Regions from separate parts of the Homo sapiens genome. Here region 1 is linked to region 2. Evidence: chromatin loops called from intact Hi-C (ENCODE). Cell type or tissue: HepG2. All regions are shown on one strand. Links, peaks and the distances in the headings refer to the core of each region. The heading gives the core; the rest is flanking DNA.

Evidence for each region. Hi-C counts contacts between places; a loop is a spot of excess contacts. Peaks named below come from ENCODE experiments on the same cell type or tissue, not always from the same donor. Only the 100,000 strongest peaks of a DNase experiment are listed, where the experiment ranks them.
Region 1: a loop joins it to region 2, with 3 times the contacts of the local background. A loop is called at or near these places in 7 of 110 quality-filtered maps.

What each region holds. Positions count from the first base shown.
Region 1 is chr3:93,917,055-93,927,130 of GRCh38, forward strand. It overlaps PROS1 (protein S), which reads right to left. Exons shown (of 15, transcript NM_000313.4): 3 at 7,186-7,210. Among named protein-coding and RNA genes, the nearest start is that of PROS1, 52 kb to the right of the region's middle. In HepG2, for the core only: no CTCF peak of the experiment used is centred there; no DNase peak of the experiment used is centred there.
Region 2 is chr3:93,968,301-93,978,547 of GRCh38, forward strand. PROS1 (protein S) reads right to left here and starts at 5,596. Exons shown (of 15, transcript NM_000313.4): 1 at 5,374-5,596. The coding sequence starts at 5,449. It also overlaps the pseudogene RNU6-511P. RefSeq lists a silencer at 3,245-3,539. In HepG2, for the core only: a CTCF peak has its summit at 5,436; DNase peaks (open chromatin) are centred at 4,941, 5,181 and 5,671; H3K4me3 peaks cover 2,508 bases.

The DNA.
Region 1 (10,076 bases), core at 2,077-10,076, 50 kb before region 2:
TAAAAGGCTGAATGTTTGCTTGTTTTGACTGGAGGAGCACAAGGCTGAGTTATTCATACCCCGCCCCTTTGACAGTATATTATGATCGCTGGTGTTTGAAAATCCCATTACTTGCTTTCAAAAAATACATACATATTCCTTTCTGTCTCCATTTCCTCCATTTCCACTTTCATTCACCCTTTAGGCAGTCATTCTAATGGGTTATGTGGTTTTTGTTTTTTTGTTTGTTTGTTTTGTTTTGTTTTTTGTTTCTTTGTTTTTTTCTTTGAGACAGAGTCTCTGTCGCCCAGGCTGGAGTGCAGTGGCACGATCTTGGCTCACCGCAACCTCCACCTCCTGGGTTCAAGTGATTCTTGTCCCTCAGCCTCCCCAGTAGCTGTGAGAGGTGACAGCGTGCTGGCAGCCCTTGCAGCCCTCGCTGCTCTGGGCACCTTTTCTGCCTGGGCTCCCACTTTGGCGGCACTTGAGGAGCCCTTCAGCCCACCACTGCACTGTGGGAGCCCCTTTCTGGGCTGGCCAAGCCCAGAGCTGGCTCCCTCAGCTTGCAGGGAGGTGTGGAGGGAAAGGCGCGAGGGGGAACAGCTGGAGTTCCTGGTGGGCGTGGGCTTGGCGGGCCGGCACTCGGAGCAGCCGGCCGGCCCTGCCAGCAGGGGCAATGAGGGGCTTAGCACCCGGGCCAGCAGCTGTGGAGGGTGTACTAGGTCCCCCAGCAGTGCTGGCCCACTGGCGCTGCGCTTGATTTCTCGCCAGGCCTTAGCTGCCTCCCTGCAGGGCAGGGTTCGGGACCTGCAGCCCACCATGCCTGAGCCTCCCCCGCCTCTGTGGGCTCCTGTGCCATGAAGCCTCCTTGATGAGCCCCACCCCCTGCTCCAGGGCGCCCAGTCCCATTGACCACCCAAGGGCTGAGGAGTGCGGGCACACGGCTTGGGACTGGCAGGCAGCTCCACCTGCAGCCCCAGTGCAGGATCCACTGGGTTAAGCCAGCTGCGCTCCTGAGTCTGGTGGGGCCTTGGAGAACCTTTATGTCTAGCTCAGGGATTGTAAACGCACCAATCCGCACTCTGTATCTAGCTCAAGGTTTGTAAACACACCAATCAGCACCCTGTGTCTAGCTCAGGGTTTGTGAATACACCAATTGACACTCTGTATCTAGCTAATCTGGTGGGGACGTGGAGAAACTTTGTGTCTAGCTCAGGGATTGTAAACGCACCAATCAGCGCCCTGTCAAAACAGACCACTCGCTCTATCAATCAGCAGGATGTGGGTGGGGCCAGATAAGAGAATAAAAGCAGGCTGCCCGAGCCAGCAGTGGCAACCCACTGGGTCCCCTTCCACACTGTGGAAGCTTTGTTCTTTCACTCTTTGCAATAAATCTTGCTGCTGCTCACTCTTTGGGTCCACACTGCCTTTATGAGCTGTAACACTCACCACGAAGGTCCGAAGCTTCACTCCTGAGCCAGCGAGACCACAAACCCAGCAGAAGGAAGAAACTCCGAACATCAGAAGGAACAAACTCCTGATACGCCGCCTTTAAGAACTGTAACACTCACCGCGAGGGTCGGCGGCTTCATTCTTGAAGTCAGTGAGACCAAGAACCCACCAATTCTGGACACAGCTGGGATTACAGGCCTCGCCACCACTCCTTCCTTCCTGGCTAATCTTTATATTTTTACAAGAGATGGGGTTTCATCATGCTGGTCAGGCTGGTCTCGAACTCCTAACCTCAAGTGAATCATCCTCCTCAGCCTCCCAAAGTGTTGGAATTACAGGCATGAGACATCATGCCCAGTGGTTATGTGTATTTTTAAAATTTGTAAGTGTTCTTGAAAATATATATTTACAATTTCATTTCCATGTTTTTTTTCACGTGTGTAAATGGTTTTGTGTTATATATCACATCCTCTAATTTTTTTCTCAGAACTTGATTTTTATGATCAATCCATGCTGCTACATATAATTCATTGCTACTAACCACTAAGTGTTACACCACAGTATGCAACCACCACTTTATAATTCTCTCTACCCATGATAAGACACTCAAATTACCTCCAACTTTCTACCTCTACAAGAAGGCGGAAAGTACATCCTCATGCATGTCTCCTTAGTACCTGCATAACAATTTCTTTGGAATAGATACCCAGTGGTGGAATTGTGTGATCATTAAATAGGAATGTACTTAATGGCTCTCAGAGGTGCATTCTCACCAGTGGAGTATAAGGATTTCTACATCCTTGCTTTCTAATTTTTGGCAGACTAATAGGTAGTAAAGTAATATCTCATTATTTTTCTGATTTCTAAGGAGAGGCAGCATATTTTCATGTCATTTTCCAAATCTGAAAGTTTTCTTCTTTGAAAATTTTCCCTATTTTTTTTTTTTACCATTTTTCTATTGATCCTTATTTGTTTTTCCTGCGGATTTGAAAAAAAATAAACATTTATAAATATCACCTCTTGATATTTATATTTTTGATATTTATTTGACAGAGACAGATCTGTCATTTGTCTCTTAATCTTACTATTCATGTCTCTCTTGTAAGATAAATTCTTAATTTTGTTATAATCCAATTTATTATTTCACCTTACAGCTTGTGAATTTAAAATTTTCCCCCATGTCATCAGTCACAAAGATATTCTCCCATATTGTTTCTTTAATTTCATGGTTTTATTTTAACATTTTTGTCTTTATTCCATCTAGAATTCACCTTTACACTTGGTGGTAATTAGAAACCCATGTTTATTTGTCTGCTAATAGCTGGCCATTCTTCGCAATACCATCTTTAAATAATCCACAGTGACTTACAGTATCATCTTTATCAAATATTAGGTTGTCATAGATATGAGCCTTTCTCTGAACTTTCTGTTCAGTTTCATGTTCTGAAAATACCATATAGTTTTATTTCTATAGCTTTATATTATTAATATTTGATAAGATATTTCTCTCTTTTGTATTTTAGACATGTGTGGACTTTTAGTTCCTCAGTTAAATTTTAAAATGAGTTTACTGAGTTTCTCAAAAATATTTTTTTAAACAAGATTGCTCTGAACATATAAATTTGAGGATGGCCACACATAGTACCTCACACCTATAACCCCAGCACTTTGGGAAGCCCTGGCAGGAGGACTGCTTGAGCCCAGGAGTTTGAGACCAGTGTGGGCAACATAGTGAGACCCCATCTCTAAAAATATAAAATATAATAAAATAAAATAAAATCAATTTGAGGAGAACTGATCACTGTATAGTATCACTCAATTCAAGATCATGAAATATCTTTCCATGGTTTTAATTCATTTTCTAAGTCTTCAATTTGAGTATTAACATTTTCTCCATAGGGTTTTTATGTGTTCTTAAGATATTTCTAGATATGTTATGGGATTTGCTGCTATTGTGAATGCTATCATCTTTTTAATTTCTACTAGACTACTGCTTGCATAAAGAACTACTATGGATTTTTATAGGAGAGTCATAGAATTATCTAAATACCTTATGTGTTCCTATATTTTGTCTATGGATTCTATTTTTTTCCAGTATTATATCTATTAAAAGTAATGACAGGAATATACTATAGCTTATGATCTATACAATCCCTATTTTTCTTTTCTTATTGCATTGAATGTAACCTCCAGTACTTTTCTTTTTGTTCTCAACCATAAAGAAACTATACCTAAATTTTATTCATTAGGTATAATGTTTACTGCAGATTTTGTTCACTTTCTTTTTCTTTTCTCTCTCTTTCTCTTTCCATCTCTCCCTCCCTCCCTCCTTTCTCATGCTAATTTGCTCAAAACAACCCTATCTTATTCTTGTTCTAGCTGACATTACCTTATGCATTATTAATCCTGAACTGAAGTGTGAAAATTTGGAAGATTAATTATATGGTTATTCTAGATTTAACCTTTATCAAGCTCAGAAACTTTTCTTATATTCTTAGTTTGACAAAAACTTTTATCATAACTAAGTAGTGATCTCTATCAACTGCTTTTTCTGTATGAACTGAGGTAATAATATACTTTTAGTGGTGGGGTCTTACTATGTTATCCAGGCTGGTATCAAACTCCTGGCCTCAAGTGATCCTCGCACTTCAGCCTCTTGAGTGGCTGGGATTACGGGCATAAGCCACTGCACCCAGCTGATTTCCTGATGTTAACTCACCTTTAAATTTCTGGAATAATTCTACTTGATCATGATATTATTTTTAACACACTTAAGATCGGACTGAATATCATTTTATTTAGAATTAATTCAAAATCAAAAGGAATGCTATTTTTCTTTTCTTTTATTCCCTCACTTAAATTTTAAAATGAGTTTACTAAATGTCTTTATTTGATTTTGGAGTCAAGATTACATAAGCCTCTTAGAATAAGCTCATTTTTTAAGGACAATATCTTAATAAGGGAAACATTAACAATTTCTTAAAATTTGGAAGAGTTCATTTGTAAAACCATCTGGATCTGGGTTTCGGGAGAAATAGGAAGAAGAGGGCTTTGGCTGCGGTTTTAACTTGTTTAATACTCGTTTGTATAACTAAGTTCTCTATTGCTTCCTGTGAAATTACAGATATTTTATGTTTTTCTAGGAACACATCCATTTTATTTAGGTTTCCAAGTGTATTTAATATAGCTGTTTGTAATATTTTATGATAATATTTTTAATCTGTGTTGAGTTTAGAATATTTTCCCTTTCTATCTTGTACTCTATGTATTGGCATTTCCTCTTTCTCTTTTTTGTTTTTCCTTGATTATTCCTGCCAGATGTCAGTCTCACTTACTAACCTTTTCAAAGAATGAGAATGTGCTTTTGTTAATGCTCACTTTTGTTTTTCTATTCCACTTATTTCTATCTCTGTTTTTGTTATTTTAAAACTTCTTGTTACTTGGGGTTTGCTCTATTGTATTTTTTGTGTTTGTTTTCTCAATTGGAAAGTTCATGTCATTTTTTAAATTATCAAATCTGTTTTGTCACTACTGCCTTGTCAGTTAGAACCCAATCCCCCACCACACATACCAGCAGGTCAGGCCAGCTTTTCGCCTACCCAGGCATTTCTTAAACTTCTTTTTGTCATTTTATTTTGTTATTATTAGTGCTTGGAATCTTATTGTTTCTTTAGAGAAGATTTGAAGGGAGGGAGTCAGCATTCTGAGGTAATTCACCAACTTATCTTAGAAACTAAAAATAATTTCTTTTTTTTATTTTTCAGGTTTTTTCCTTATTTTATTTTTTGCCAGCTCACATCAAAAAATGATTTCTAATGTTTATATTTAGGCTCAGAGTTCACCATTCTTCCCAGGAAGTTTCTCTCTCTTTACTAGAAACACTCACTCTATTAGGTGATACTAGGCCTATGGAAATGGTAGTTATTTATTCCACTTCTTACAAAAGAGAAGAACACAATTTAAAAACTATAATGAAACCCAGAGTACTTATTTCCAAATCGCATGTTTTCAAGATAGTACATGGAATATGTAGGCCAATTGAAGTGCTTTATCAGCCCCTGAAAACGAAGTCTAAATATTGCCCCAAATATATGGGTTACAATTTTTTAATTTCTTTGGTGACCTTATCTCACTACAGGGACCTTCCTGTATGAGCTGTTGTAGTTAGTAAAACTACTGTTAGATTTACCAGAGAAAGGACTGTTTTGTTTTGCTTTTCAAATTAGAGCCATTGGCCTATAGAATATACACATCAAATAACAAAAAAAGTGTAACTTAGGCAGGACATTTTTAAAAATTGTTTTTAACAGTGGAATTCACCACACATGCCTATATACAAATAAAGACCAAAATATGAAATTTAAATTAAAAAAAATCATAATAAAAAGTATATTTTTGTTTCACATGATGGGTTGATTAAACAAGAATACATCTGAAGAAATTTTGACACATTAAGTTATTTATGTACGTTGACATATTTGGTGATTTAAAAGCTCTGAAGTTAGAAAATATAGTTACAGTGCACACTTAAAACTACAGAAGCTGGAAAGCTAAACAACTTGTTTAATCTGAAACAGTTAAAAATTTTTAGGTCTGAGCCTGGATCCCACATCTTGTGTTTTTGTTTTAGTTTGTTTTATTTTATACTTTGGTTTTTTTTACCATGTTGCCAAATGAGATAGGCAAAGAGAAGAGTTGGGCAGGGCCAGAAAAGCGGAAGTTAAGAGAGATACAAGGATAAAATTATGAAAAATATTTTATCTAAGGAACTTCCCCAGAACACATAATGCTGTATTAGCATGGTATTTATCTTTATCCAAATGTACTCTGATCAAAGGAATGTATCCTCTACAGTATTGTGCGTGCAAAAATGCAGCCTCATTACATGGCCCTAAGAAGCAAGAGTTAACACTGTTTTTTTAATGTACACATAATATTTAACAGCCAAATATTGTCTATTTTTATTATAAAATATTTACATTTCTATCTAAAATTAAAAAGCTGAAATAGTCTTGATATACTATCTTTTCTACACTTTAATAGTACAAATTCTTGCATGTAACTTTACAAAAGAAAACATCTTTTTCATGGATATATCCATATCCCACTGCCCTTTTAAAATACAGCAGCTAAGGCTGGGCAGGGTGGGTCATGCCTGTAATCCTAGCACTTTGGGAGGCTGAGGAGAGTGGACACTTGAGCCCAGGAGTTCAAGACTACCCTGGCCAACATGGCGAAACCCTGTCTCTACTAAAAATACAAAAATTAGCTGGGTGTGGTGGCACATGCCTGTAATCCCAGCTACTCGGGAGGCTGAGGCACTTGAGAATCACTTGAACCAGGGAGACAGAAGTTGCAGTGAGCTGAGAGCAGGCCACAGCACTCCAGCCTGGGTGACACAGCAAGGCGCTGCCTCACAAAAAAAAAAAAACAGTTAACCCATGAAAACGCATATGCTCATAGACTATGTCTAGCACCTCAATATAACTGAGCATCAGCCCAAGAGCTTCATGAGAAAGACATGAGAAAGAAAAACACTAAAATTTAAAATGTCACATGGTAATTAAAGAACCGTTCCAAATTTCTCAACATGTGTTAAATATAAAGACAGCAAAATTGCATATAAAATGAAACCTCACTCCCAAGGATAATGAAATTACATTGGATGGAATAGATAGGTGGAGAGTTAGACAGGAACATATCTAAGTTCCCTTCCATTTCTAAGATTATATAATTGAGATGTTTTGAACTTACCTAAGTATTTTGGATAAAAATAATCCTAGAAAGAAGAAAAAGAAAACATATCTTAGCAAACCTAAATTTCATTATAGAGTTAAAACTTAATTTTATAATGTGTTTTTATATTAAAGATGCAAATAAGTTACATATAACCATCATTTTCACATTATAATTTTTATATAGTAAAATATACCAAGAGAAAACAATAAAATTAAGCCAGTAAGATACTTAGGCTTAAAGAAATATTGATCAATTAATCATGTTTCAAAAGCTTCTAATCTAAAAACAAGCTCTATTTAGGATGGTAAATATAATCATACATGCCCTTTTTTGTACATCCTTTAATTTTTCCATAATGATTAGATAACCATTTGACACATTTTATGTCATAATGGTCACCTACACCAGATTCAATGTTGAATCACAGTAACGTACTCTCTTTTTTTTTTTTTTTTTGAGACGAGGTTTCTCTGTGTCACCCATGCTAGAGTGCAGTGGTATGACCATGACTCACTGCAGCCTTACCCTCCTGGGCTCAAGTAATCCTCCCATCTCAGCCCCCCAAGTAGCTGGAACTACAGGTACATGCCACCATGCACAGCTGGTTTTTTGTTGTTAATTATTTTTTTGTAGAGATGGGGTCTCACTATGTTGCCTAGGCCTCAAACTCCTGGGCTCAAGCGATCCTCCCACCTTGGCCTCCCAAAGTGCTGGAATTACAGGTGTGAGCCAAGGTGCCCAGCTAACAGTGACATACTTTGAAGTGAATTAAAGTAGACATTTATCTTATACATCTTATGTACATGTAGTACCTTACCTATAAATTGGTTGTGTACCAAAAGTTTGTCTGTAAATCAGTCAATTTGGAGTAAAGAATGTGCTTTCTTAAAAAGAGAAAAATGTTAAAAATTTCTGATAGTAAGGTTCTCAGGCTAGTCCACAAAAGCATTCTTAAGCCATAATATATCTAATGTGTACCATTAACAGCACAAGAATACCTCATGAGAAACCAGAATTTCTACACAAAGACATATTCAATGTTACCACTTAGTAAGTACAGAACATAAGCTCATCCAGAACTGAGTCAAAGGCCTCATTCTTTCCTCCTCTCATATAAACCTACACAATAGATAATGGGATTCAAAGGTGATATTGCGACCGTCAAAGGAATATATTAGAGATGTTGAGGCATAAGTAGTACTGTGGGGACTGGAAATGTGGACTGTGGTATTAGGGATGTGGACAGGGAGTGGTTGGGTAGGGTCGAAAATGATCACACCTGTAATCATGAGAATTGTAACACAGTAACAAATGTTTGGTGGGGGTGGGGCAGAGGGATCACTGTGGTCACACGTGTAATCCTAGCACTTTGGGAGACTAAGGTGGGCAGATTGCTCGAGCCCAGACTGGGCAACATGGCAAAACGCCCTCTCGACAAAAAATACCAAAATTAGCCAGGTGTGGGGCTGCACACCTGTAGTCTCAGCGACACAGGAGGCTGAGACGGGAGGATTGCCTGAGCGGGGGGGTCAGGGCTGCAGTGAACCATGATCATGCCACTGCACTCTAGCCTGGGCAACAGAGCAAGACCCTGTCTAAAAAAAAAAAAAAAAAAAGTAACTTTTTTTTTCATTTCTCCCCTTTCTGTCTTGCTCTTTCTGTCATTTTTTTCTCTTCTGTCAATGAGACCAATGCTAGAATTAGTGGAAGGGAGGAAGCACATGAATGAGTTTTCCTTCCTCACTATCTTTCCTCCTCCACATCAAGGTCTTCTCCCTCACTGGGCTTTTGCTGCTTAGAGGCTAAGCTGATAGAATGTATCCATTGTGTTAGAAATACACACTCAATATTAATGAGTGATGTACTAATATGGTATCTTGGGCAGACAGGCATGCCTTACAATATTCCAGAATAACAAAACAAAAATTAGAATGGATGGGGAAAAAAATAGGTAAAACAAGAATGGCAGAGTGTTGATTATTATTAAAGGGGTGGGGGAGTTTTTATAATGAAATGTATTACACTGATCTCTCTACTTTGAGATCTATTTAAAATCTATTTAAAATTTCAATATTAGATGATACCTACAATTGTGACTTAAAATCTTTCATGTAAAGTAACAGTGGGCCGGGCGCAGTGGCTCATGCCTGTAATCTCAGCACTTTAGGAGGCCAAGGCAGGTGGATTGCTTAAGCCCAGGAGTTTGAGACTTGCCTGGCCAACATGGCAAAACCCCGTCTCTACTAAAAATACAAAAATTAGCCAGGCATGGTGGCATACGCCTCTAATCCCACCTACTCAGGTGGCTGAGGCATGAGAATCTCTTGAACCCGGGAAGTGGGGGCTACAGTGAGCAGAGATTGCACCACTGCACTCTAGCCTGGGCAACAGAAAGAGACTTTGTTTCAAAAAATAAAAATAAAAATAAATGCCAATGGAGAAATTTAATGAAGCATTGTAATAATAATCCAAACTAGCATGCATGCGTGCGCGCGCACACGCACACACACACACGTTAATACTTCAGACATCCTTTCCCCTCCCTCTAACACTATCAAATTCTGGTTAGAAGAAAATATTTGCAAACCATGAGGTCAATACTATTTGCTGATAATGAAGTGTAACTGAACTATAGTTTAGTCAGAACAAGCTGTTATTGGTGATCATGTCTGCCTAAAAAGCCCATTTTCCTTTAAAGGTACTTCCTCTCCCCTCCCCCTAACACTATCAAATTCTGGTTAGAAGAAAATATTTACAAACCATGAGGTCAATACTATTTGCTGATAATGAGGTGTAACTGAACTATAGTTTAGTCAGAACAAGCTGTTATTGGTGATCATGTCTGCCTAACAAGCCCACTTTCCTTTGAAGGTACTTCCTCCTGAAATGGAAGTGGTTATGTGTGG
Region 2 (10,247 bases), core at 623-8,622:
CATGTACAGAGGGAAAACGATGTGAAGACACAGGAATAATGCCACCCCAAAGCCAAGGAACATCTGAGGTTACCAGGAGCTAGGAGAAAGCATGAAACATATTCTCCCCTCACAGCCCTCAGAAGAAACCAACCTTCCTGATACCTTGATTTTGGACTTCTAGACTTCAAAATTGTGAGACCACAACTTTCTGTTGTTTAAACCACCTACTTTGTGGTACTTTATTATGGCAGTCCTAGGGGACTAATACAGTTACCTAATCTCAAATTTTTTACATTCCGTCCTCACAACTGCATTCGGCTCACCTACAAATTTGGAAACCAAGAATGGTTTCCAAGGAATGCATTCACTAGGGGATCTAACATATTTTCCACTGAATTATAAGCTCAGACTGCTGTGTTGCCATTTGAAGCTCTTTACCTGCTGAAAAAAAATAAAGAAATAAAAATCAGAGGATTATGTTAGAAGGAAGACAATAATCCAGGCAAAATAGTGTTGTTGCCACATACTAATCAGGGTTAGGTGTGAAGCCCCTCCAGGATGACTACTGTCCACAGGAGAAATAGGAAAAGAAACAATGGATGGACCACCCACAGGTAGGGACAATAAGGGCTCGGATTCTTCCTGAATATGCTATGGTTCATCTTATTGAGCAAACACAAACATGAGGCACTTGCATCCTGAGGGCAAGAGAGCTATGAAATGGGTAGGGAAAGAGTCATAAATACCAGCTCATGCTTGTAACCAAGGGAGAGAAAGGCAAGCCCTAAAACCATTACCTGTATTCCCTTGCCTGTTTTTTTTGTTTTTGCTTTTGTTTTCTTTTTTTTTTTTTTTTTTTGCATATAAGATGTGTTGGTACACTATAATGTATCATTTTATCCATAAAGCATAGCACAGAAATACAGGAATCATGGCCATCACTTGATGATACCTAGGAAATGGAAGCCTCAAGCCTTCCTCTCTGAATGTGGTGCCTGGAACCAATTGAGGAGAGGGTTCTTTCTCTGTGCAGTAGTTATTTGCATTATATCAGATAAATATTTTCAAATGGTGTGTATGGAAAGAAGGGCAAGTGTATTTGTTAGACAGCCAATAATTAGAATATGTAGACTTTTCTTATTTCTGTGTCCTTCCCAGCATCCATTCTTTTGTGGGAACTGTTCTTCCGGCACTCTGTGCAATTCTAGTGAGCTGTCGATCACAGGACTCCAGTGCCAGGCTAAGCCAAAATGATCAGGGCCTCCTAGGAATTTGAGCTGTTCACAGAGACACATAGGACTGGAAGACAGAATTGAGTCATCTGATTGGCAGCTCCTCAAGTACTGTCACATGAGTTCCCACTGTATAGGTCACCTAAATGTTCGCATTCCTTCTGTAGGCCTGGCTTCTGTAGGCCTGGCTGTTCAGCTAGCCATTCAGTAGCCTTCCAATAAATTATTTAACTGCTCCTTCCTTCCTTCCTCTCTTTTTTCTTTTCCTTTTTTCTTTCCTTTAGTTAGCAATAGTTCATTACTGTTGCTTATAGGCAAAGAATACTGTATTATCAGGCATAATATTTTGAAGGTTTAAGTATGTATATAGATCGCTCAAGCTGCAAAAATATAAACTTGATGAACAGAAAAGGTCTATTGTTTCTTAGCACAGAATTAATAGTAAGAGAATGTGGCATAGGGTTTGATGTTGTATTACTGTATATTAGAAATTGTTTCTAACTCTTCCAGCACAAACTCCAACTGTAACCTAACCTTGATAAAATCTCTCCATCAGTGCAACATTTTGGACTTTTTAGTAAAGATAATTTAAGAAAAGATAAGCCTTCATAACTAGTAAAAGGAATAGTTAGAGAAAGAAAGAAGAGGGTACAAAAGAGGAGGAAAATATGAGTCAGTAGTGTCTAGAGTAGCCTGCACTGGCCCAGGGTGGCAGTCTAGATAAGGCCAAATTAGCACAGCCAAAGGGACATCCTCTTTCTCCTATTTCCTCACCACATGCCTTAAGTGGGAAATGATTAAAATATGTAGACAGTATCTATTTTATTTTTATTATTTTTGGAGACAGGATCTCGCTCTATCACCCAGGCTGGAGTGCAGTGGCATAATCATGCTCACTGCAGCCTCAACCTCCTGGGCTCAAGTGATCTTCCCACCTTAGACCCCTGAGTAGCTGGGCCTACAAGTGTGTACCAACACATCCGGCTAATTTTTTTTTTTAATTTCTTTTGTAAAGACGGGGTCCCACTATGCTGCCCAGGCTGGTCTTGAACTCCTGGCTTCACGCGATCCTTCCTCCTCAGCCTCCCAAAGTGCTGGGATTACAGGCATGAGCGGCTATGACCGGGTGACAGTATATATGTTAAATATAGAGATTCTCATCTCTCTCTCTCATACATATATGTATGTATATATATGTATTCTGGAAAATTAGTTAATATCTCTGAACAATTTCTTTTTTTATTTTTAAAACAAATAAGTTGAATTAGATTATTTCTAATAACTCTTTCTAAAATAAAGCTATGATTTGTAAATGTTTTTCTTTAAATCACAACTATAAGCCAGCCATGGTGGTGCATACCTACAGTCCCAGACACTCAGAAGGCTGATGGGAGGATTCCTTGAGGCCAGGAGTTCAAAGCTGTAGTGCCCTATAATAGTGCCTGTGAATAGCCACTGCACTCCGGTCTGGGCAAGATTTTTTTTAATCACAAAAATATTTTTTTAATCGTCCTTAGCTTTCTATGGCCTAAACAATGAATTATAGGCTGGATAAGGTGGCTCACTCCTGTAATCCCAGCACTTTGGGAGGCTGAGGTGGGCAGATCACTGGAGGTCAGGAGTTCAAGACCAGCCTGGCCAACATAGTGAAACCCTGTCTCTACTAAAAATACAAAAATTAGCCGGGTATGGTGGTGCATGCCAGCTGGTGCAATACCAGCTACTTGGGAGGCTGAGGTGGGGGGATCACTTGAACCCAGGAGGCAGAGGTTGCAGTGAGCTGGGATCACGCCACTGCACTCCTGCACTCCAGCCTGGGCAACAGAGCAAGACTCCATCTCTAAATAAATAAATAAATAAATAAATAAATAAATAAATAAATAAATAATTCTAAATAAAGAACTACACAATGAATTACAAATAAAATATTTACAGCTCTAATTATATCTCAGATTTAAAATCATATGGAGGCTGGGCACAGTGGCTCACACCTGTAATCCCAGCACTTTGGGCAGCCAAAGTAGGCAGGCCGCTTGAACCCTGGAGTTCAAGACCAGCCTAGGCAATATGGCAAAACACCAACTCTACCAAAAAAACAAAACAAAATAAAAACCACACACACACACACACACACACACACACACACACACACACACATAAATTAGCTGGGTGCGGTGCTAGATAGGTGCTGATCTGGGAGGATCCCATGAGCTCGGGAGGGGGAGGTTGCCATGAGCTATGATCATGCCACTGCACTCCAGCCTTAGTGACAGAACTAGACCGTCTCAAAAAAGTAAATAAATAAAAATAAAGTAAAATCAAATCATATGGATTAAAAACATCACATCTATATCCAAATTTCCTCATAAGTAAACCACAGATGACTTTTAATCCAATTAAGCAATCAAAAACTTTTAACTGAAAGCATTATGGGGCCAACTATTCTTTATGTGATATACTTGAAGAATTAATTTATCTGCTCTATCAGTGTTATATATAACAAGTGTAATTCCCCATATGTTTATATATAATACACATACACAAACCCATATAATTTTTACCTCTGCCTAGATTCAGTCAAAATGTAACAATCTCTACAAAGAGAAAAAGCCTAGCAAATTTCTATGATGACAAGGAGTTAAGTGTGGCAAGCTACTTTGCCTTTCTCCTCTCCAAAACACTAGCTATGAAGCAAATATTTAATTGTCCTAATGAACTATTTAGGTAATAAGCGCATGTAGTTACAAATTGGCTGAATGATAGGGGTTTGAATGCTGAAGTTTTGCAATTGTAGCTGTTTAATGTAAGATCAAAAAATAATGTTTTAGTCCCAAGTTAGATTTTTAAAGTACTGCATTCATCCTGATGACTAACTAATAGAAACTAGTGGAATGTTAGCAAATTGATATATAATTTTCTAGAAATTTCCATCTTCAAAAAGTTTACTTTGGAGCTCTAGACTCCTAAAAGTTATTTGTAATTCAGAGTTCTCACTCCTGTTCCAATCCCTGAAAATAAAACATAGAACAAGAAGTCATTTTTGGCCAGGTGCGGTGGCTCACGCCTGTAATCCCAGCACTTTGGGAGGCCAAGGCGGATGGATCACCGGAGGTCAGGAGCTCGAGACCAGCCTGGCCAACATGGTGAAACCCCGTCTCTAGTAAAAATACAAAAAAAAAAAAAAAATAGCCGGGTGTCGAAGCAGGCACCTGTAATCCCAGCTGCTCGGGAGGCTGAGGCATGAGTATCACTTGAAGCCGGGGGGCGGAGGTTGCATTGAGCGGAGATCCAGCCACTGCAGTCCAGCCTGGGCAGCAGAGCGAGACTCACCCTCAAACAAACAAACAAAAAGGCGTTTTTATTCAATAAACACACTTACAACTTTAGAAAACAAATTAACTGACCACTAAAATGTACTAATTGCCTTGGTATTCCTTATATATTTTTCAGAGAAAACTCAATATCCTGTCTTGAATCCGGGCATAAGGACATAAAGAACCTGAAACACAAAGATAAAGAATTCATGCCACCACCTCAGATCAGTGGCATGCAGTGTTAAAAAATCCTCAGTACAAACGATCTGAGAAATAGAATACAGTATTTAACAGTCCTTTTGATTTCAGGGTTAGAAAGTGACATATATCTACTGCTATACAAACCCTCAGTCATCCTAAAACATTTCGTTAATGTGAGACAAGCAAACCAAGCTCAAAGTCCAGAAATTGCAAAAGGGAGGCAGGTTTCAGGAGACGGGTGCAGGTTGGGGGCAGGCGCTTGGACAAAGGGAAGACACAGTGTGTTACCTTTTCTTCCCTACTCATAAGCTAGAATCTGCTCATCCTAGTTCTCTGACTGGGAACTTCAGCTTTGAAGGGAAATGGGCAGGTGTTCTCATCCCTCCATTGATACTTAGTGTCATCTAGGTTCTTAGATCTGTCCTGTAGGCAATACATTCTCGCAACTGTGCAAATAGTGATCCTGCCCCACCATTGCACTGCCTGCTCTATCCACGGCTGTTTCCATCCGCTGGGTGTCTGTCGGTACTTACTGGAAACTTTCTAGGAGGCTGCAGCTCTAGAGAAGAAAATCCTACCAACCAGGGCACGCAGTTCAGTCGACAATGCTGGGGAAGGGAGAAGAGACGCTATTGATTACTCACAGTTTGCCTCTGAGACGGGAAGCACTAGGAGGAGACACGCCAGCAGCGCCCCGCAGCGCCCACCCAGGACCCTCATTTCGAAGCGCGCGGAGGCGCCGGCAGGGACGGTGGCGCGTCGCGGCGGGGACCGGAGCGCTAGGCGCCGCGGAGCTGCGAGCCTGTGCGCCTCGGTCTGAGCCGTGCTGCGCGGCGGCGCCAGCGACCCAGCGAGCCTCGGCGGAACAGCCGGGGGCGGAGGAGACCGCCCGCTCCCAGCGCCCAGCCCGAGAGGGGAAGTGATAACAAGGACATTTCCAGGAAGCTTTTCGGAGCTGGGGGATGGGCTCTAGTGTTGGAGGCCTAGTAAACACTGCTGAGACATCCTTCTTCACCAGCTCCCTAGTTGCTGCTTTTCCTCCACAGTGTGACGTTTCCAAAGGGGAAGGGGTGGGGAACGCAGTTCTCTGACTGGTCAAGACAACTTCCAGGGTTCAAGAGGACAGGATCCCTAGGTTCAGAAGCAGAAACAGTGAGACACTGAGTTGTCCCTGAAGATATTAACCAAAACCTGGAAGTCAATGAGGACTTTAGGAAGAACTATGGTGATAGTAAAAGCAAATGGGGTCATTTTGATCATCCACATGTTTTTTCGGTCTTGTATGCCATACAGGCATAAAAATAATGTAAAGAACATGAAGAAAAGAAGGGAATATTAGAATAATCTACCTTAAAAAAAATCTTGCTCCGATAAAGACTTCAGTTGAAAGTGAATATCTATCTATACATCTACCTATTTATTAATTTAAAAAAATTTTTTTTTTTTTTGAGACAGAGTCTCACTCTGTCGCCCAGGCTGGAGAACAGTGGCGCAATTTCGGCTCACTGCAACCTCCACCTCCCGGGTTCAAGTGATTCTCCTGTCTCAGCCTCCTGAGTAGGTGGGATTACAGGCGCCTGACACCATGCCTGGCTAGTTTTTTTGTATTTTTAGTAGAGACAGGGTTTCACCATGTTGGCCAGGCTGGTTCTGAACTCCTGATCGTGAGTGATCTGCCTGCCTCGGTCTCCCAAAGTGCTGGGATTACAGGTGTGAGCCACCACACCTAGCCTTATTTATTTATTTATTTATTTATCCGAGACAGGGTCTCACTAGGTTGCCCAGACTGGAGTGCAGTGGTGCAATCATAGCTCACTGCAGCCTCGAACTTCTGAGCTCAAGCAATCCTCCTGCCTCAGTCTCCTGAGTACCTAGGACTACAGTCACACACCACTATGCCAGGCTAATTTTTTAATTTGTTTTTTTTTTTTTTTTTTTTTTTTGGTAGAGATGGTATCGCTGTGTTGCCCAGACTGGTCTGGAACTCCTGACCTCAAGTGATCCTCTTGCCTTGGCCTCCCAAAGCTTTGGGATTACAGGTGTGAGCCACTTCTCCTGGCCTGAATATCTTTTTAATACCACAAATTTGCATCACATTGCCAGTAATAATTGTCAACACTGAAAATTTATGTGTCCTACACTGTAACGTCAAACTTTGTAAAACCATCTGGAATCTATTAATATACAATTTGACAATACATCTTTCAATAAAATTCTGGGTTTTTAATTAATCTCAGAAGTTAACTTTGTGAAAGTGATATCTGGCTTTAGCTCAATATGAATTGACACTTGGTAATCTCATTTAGCCAAAGTTTGGTTTTGATACAGACCTTAATATACAATTAAAACCTGTCCAAAATTTAACTCTTAATCTAGTCTCATTCATAATCTTAATCCCATCATTTTTCCAGTGTTACACTTCTCCATATCATCTTCTACCAACATAGTGTCTACTTATCCACTTCTTCATCTGTCTTCACCAGTAAAATGTAAGATTCATGAGAGCAGGAATTTTTAAAGGTTTTGTTCACAACTATATTACTAGTGCTTAAAACAGTGACTGGTACATAAACGTTTCATTCTATTTAAGTCAACAGTGTGTGCCTGGGAATATTTATGCCAAAATATCAACAATTATCCTGAAATGACAGTGTTAACTAGAATCATAGCAGCATGACTCTTTTCATCATTCAGAATAAACCAGATTACACACTAAAAAGCCAGAAAATTACAGTGTTTTAGATAAGAAGTGTTTATTTCTTGCTCATTGGAAGTCTACTACAAGTCTGCATGACTTTCCAAGTAACTATCTTCCATGTGTGAACTCAGCAATTCATGCTGCTTTGATTTTACAATCCCTCAAAGTCAACATAGTCTTCTACAATTACCATTGCAAGAGAAGAGAGAACATTGAGAATTGTGCCCCAGCTCTTAAATACTTTTACCAAGAAGTGACATACCACTTACATTTCATTAGACAAAGCAAGGCACGAGGTATGCCTGACTTGAAGAGGGTGGGAATAACTGTTATTTCATGTGCCTGTAAGGAAAGAGAACTAGACATGGTGAGCAGCACTTATGGCTACCAAACCACTTAAGATATTCAAAAACTAAGAGTCAGCTTTGCTAAGGGACTGCATGTTGGCACCAGGAATGCTCGGTAATGTTATCACTAGCAGAAATGGGGAAGGCATGAAGTAGAGCAGATGCTTTAATAGTATTGTTTCATTATGACATGGCTGAGAAAAATAAAATCAACTACTGGCCCAGGCCACTGTGTGTATGGAGTTTGCATGTTCTCCCCACGTCTGCATGGGTTTTCTCCAGGTACTCCATTTTCCTCCCACATCTGAAAGATGTGGATGTTAGGTGAATTGGTGTGTTTAAACTGTCCCAGTCTAAGTGAGTGTGGGCATGTATGAGAGCACCCTGTGATGGAATGGTGTCCTGTCAAGGGCTAGTTCTCACCTTTTACCCTGAGATGCCACCTATGATCCTGAACTGGAATAAGTGGACAAATAATTATCTTACTTGTTGTTATTCATCTTTCTTAATGTATAGCTCACATTTATTTCAATGTTTACTATTACTAGTGGTTCCATCTTTATTTTGAAGTTTGGTGATGTTTTTGTGACCAGAAATGTGCCACAGGAACTTAATTGATTTATATCAATTTGTCTGTGGTAAAATTGGTTTTATTGTATGTTATTTTGTTTAAAATTATAGTTTCTAAGAACCTCTGGATGAAGATAAATGAGGATTTACTGCAAAACTGGTGTTGAGTATATATTTGTGAAAAAACAGTCTTGAATATAGTTCTAAAAATGCTCAAGAAACATACACATCATGAGATCCTTCAGTCACAGAAATAATAATCAAATTCCATCAAGACAACATGTTTTAAAAAAGAAAAGCAGAGGGGTAAGGTCATATCTTAGAAGTTACATATAGAAATCCAGAGGAGGAATGGCCTGGGAGATCAGAAGAGAACCAGGGGTTGTGCTCACTTCATCAGCACATATACAACAATTGGAATGATACAGAGAAGATTAGCATGGCCCCTGAACAAGGATGACATGCAAATTCATGAAGCGGTCCATAATAAGTTAAAAAAACAAAGAAGAAGAGAACCAGGGTAGGGTAGTGCAGTGCATAACTGTGAAAGACCAAGGCAGGAAACAGTTTTAGAAAAGTTAACTATATTATATATATATTAAATAATAGAAAAGAAAACCGATTTGGTAATTAGGAAGATATAAGTTATATCAAAAAATATGCTTTCAGTAGTTAGATGGGACAGAAGCCCAATCATAGTAAATGGATCAAAGAGTGAATACAAACAATATAACTTTAGGGTTTGCAAGACACTAGTTTAAGAAAGTGAGTCATGAAAGTAGAGTCAGCAGAAACAGTCCTAAATTGGCTTGGAGTTAATGGAGCATTGCAGTCTTATCCTGCCCTGCTCTCCTGTCTCCCACCATGGATATTTGGAGGTAGGAGGACACATACCATAAGTGTTTATGGGACAGGTGACACCAACTTTAAAATTTGCTATCTATTATTTATCAGAAATTACACTTGAGCTTCATTTCTCTCATTTCATCACCTTAGCAACCTGGAAAAGTAGGTATTTTAATTTCCATGTTATAGATAGGGTTGTTGGAGCTTAGAAGAAAATATCCCAGAATAAAGGCCTCAGAAGCAAAGTTTCTGTCTCTAACCTTCTGTTCCTCGTCTCTTGCCCCTCATTCTCCCACTATGCAAGCCATAGAAACTATAATTCCTCTTTCTCCAGGTGCAGTTATAGAAACCACAACCCCCTTTCCCCAAAGCCAGCCACAAACCCCAAAATATTACTCTAACCTTCTTCCTTTCCATGAAAGACCTGCCCATAAATAAATTCTTTGACTTGCATTGTTTGATAGTACGTCTTAAGACTCCCATTCTAGAAAGGGTCCTACCCCATACCCTGGAAGAAGGAATGCTGAACAATCAGGTCAAGAGGAATCTGAACAGACAGGCCTTGCTGAGTTTCTCCACACAGTCTGCTCTCATTAGGTCATATCCTTTTTGACCAATGAGAGTTCTTCAGGGTTTTTCATTCTTCATCGAACCCAAGTATAAAAATGGGTAGTCTTCCCTGCATCTTTGCATCTCCATTTGCAAGGTTCCCATGTCACATAAAACTTGGATTAAATAAATTTGTTATGCTTTTCTCTTGCTATTCTTTTTGTTATATGAGTGTTGGCTGTGACTGTTATGATGAGAAGAAAAGGTATCACCCCCTTTGTTCCCCATAAGGCACAGTATTTTGGAGATAGCAAGCTGTATGAGATGTATATAAATTTGAATTAAAATTACATGAGGCTGGGTGCCATGGCTCATGTCTATAATCCCAGCACTTTTGGGAGGCCGAGGCAGGCGGATCATTTGAGGCCAGGAGTTTGAGACCAGCCTGGGCAACATGATGAAACCCTGTCTCTACAAAAAATACAAAAATCAGCTGGGCGTGATGGTG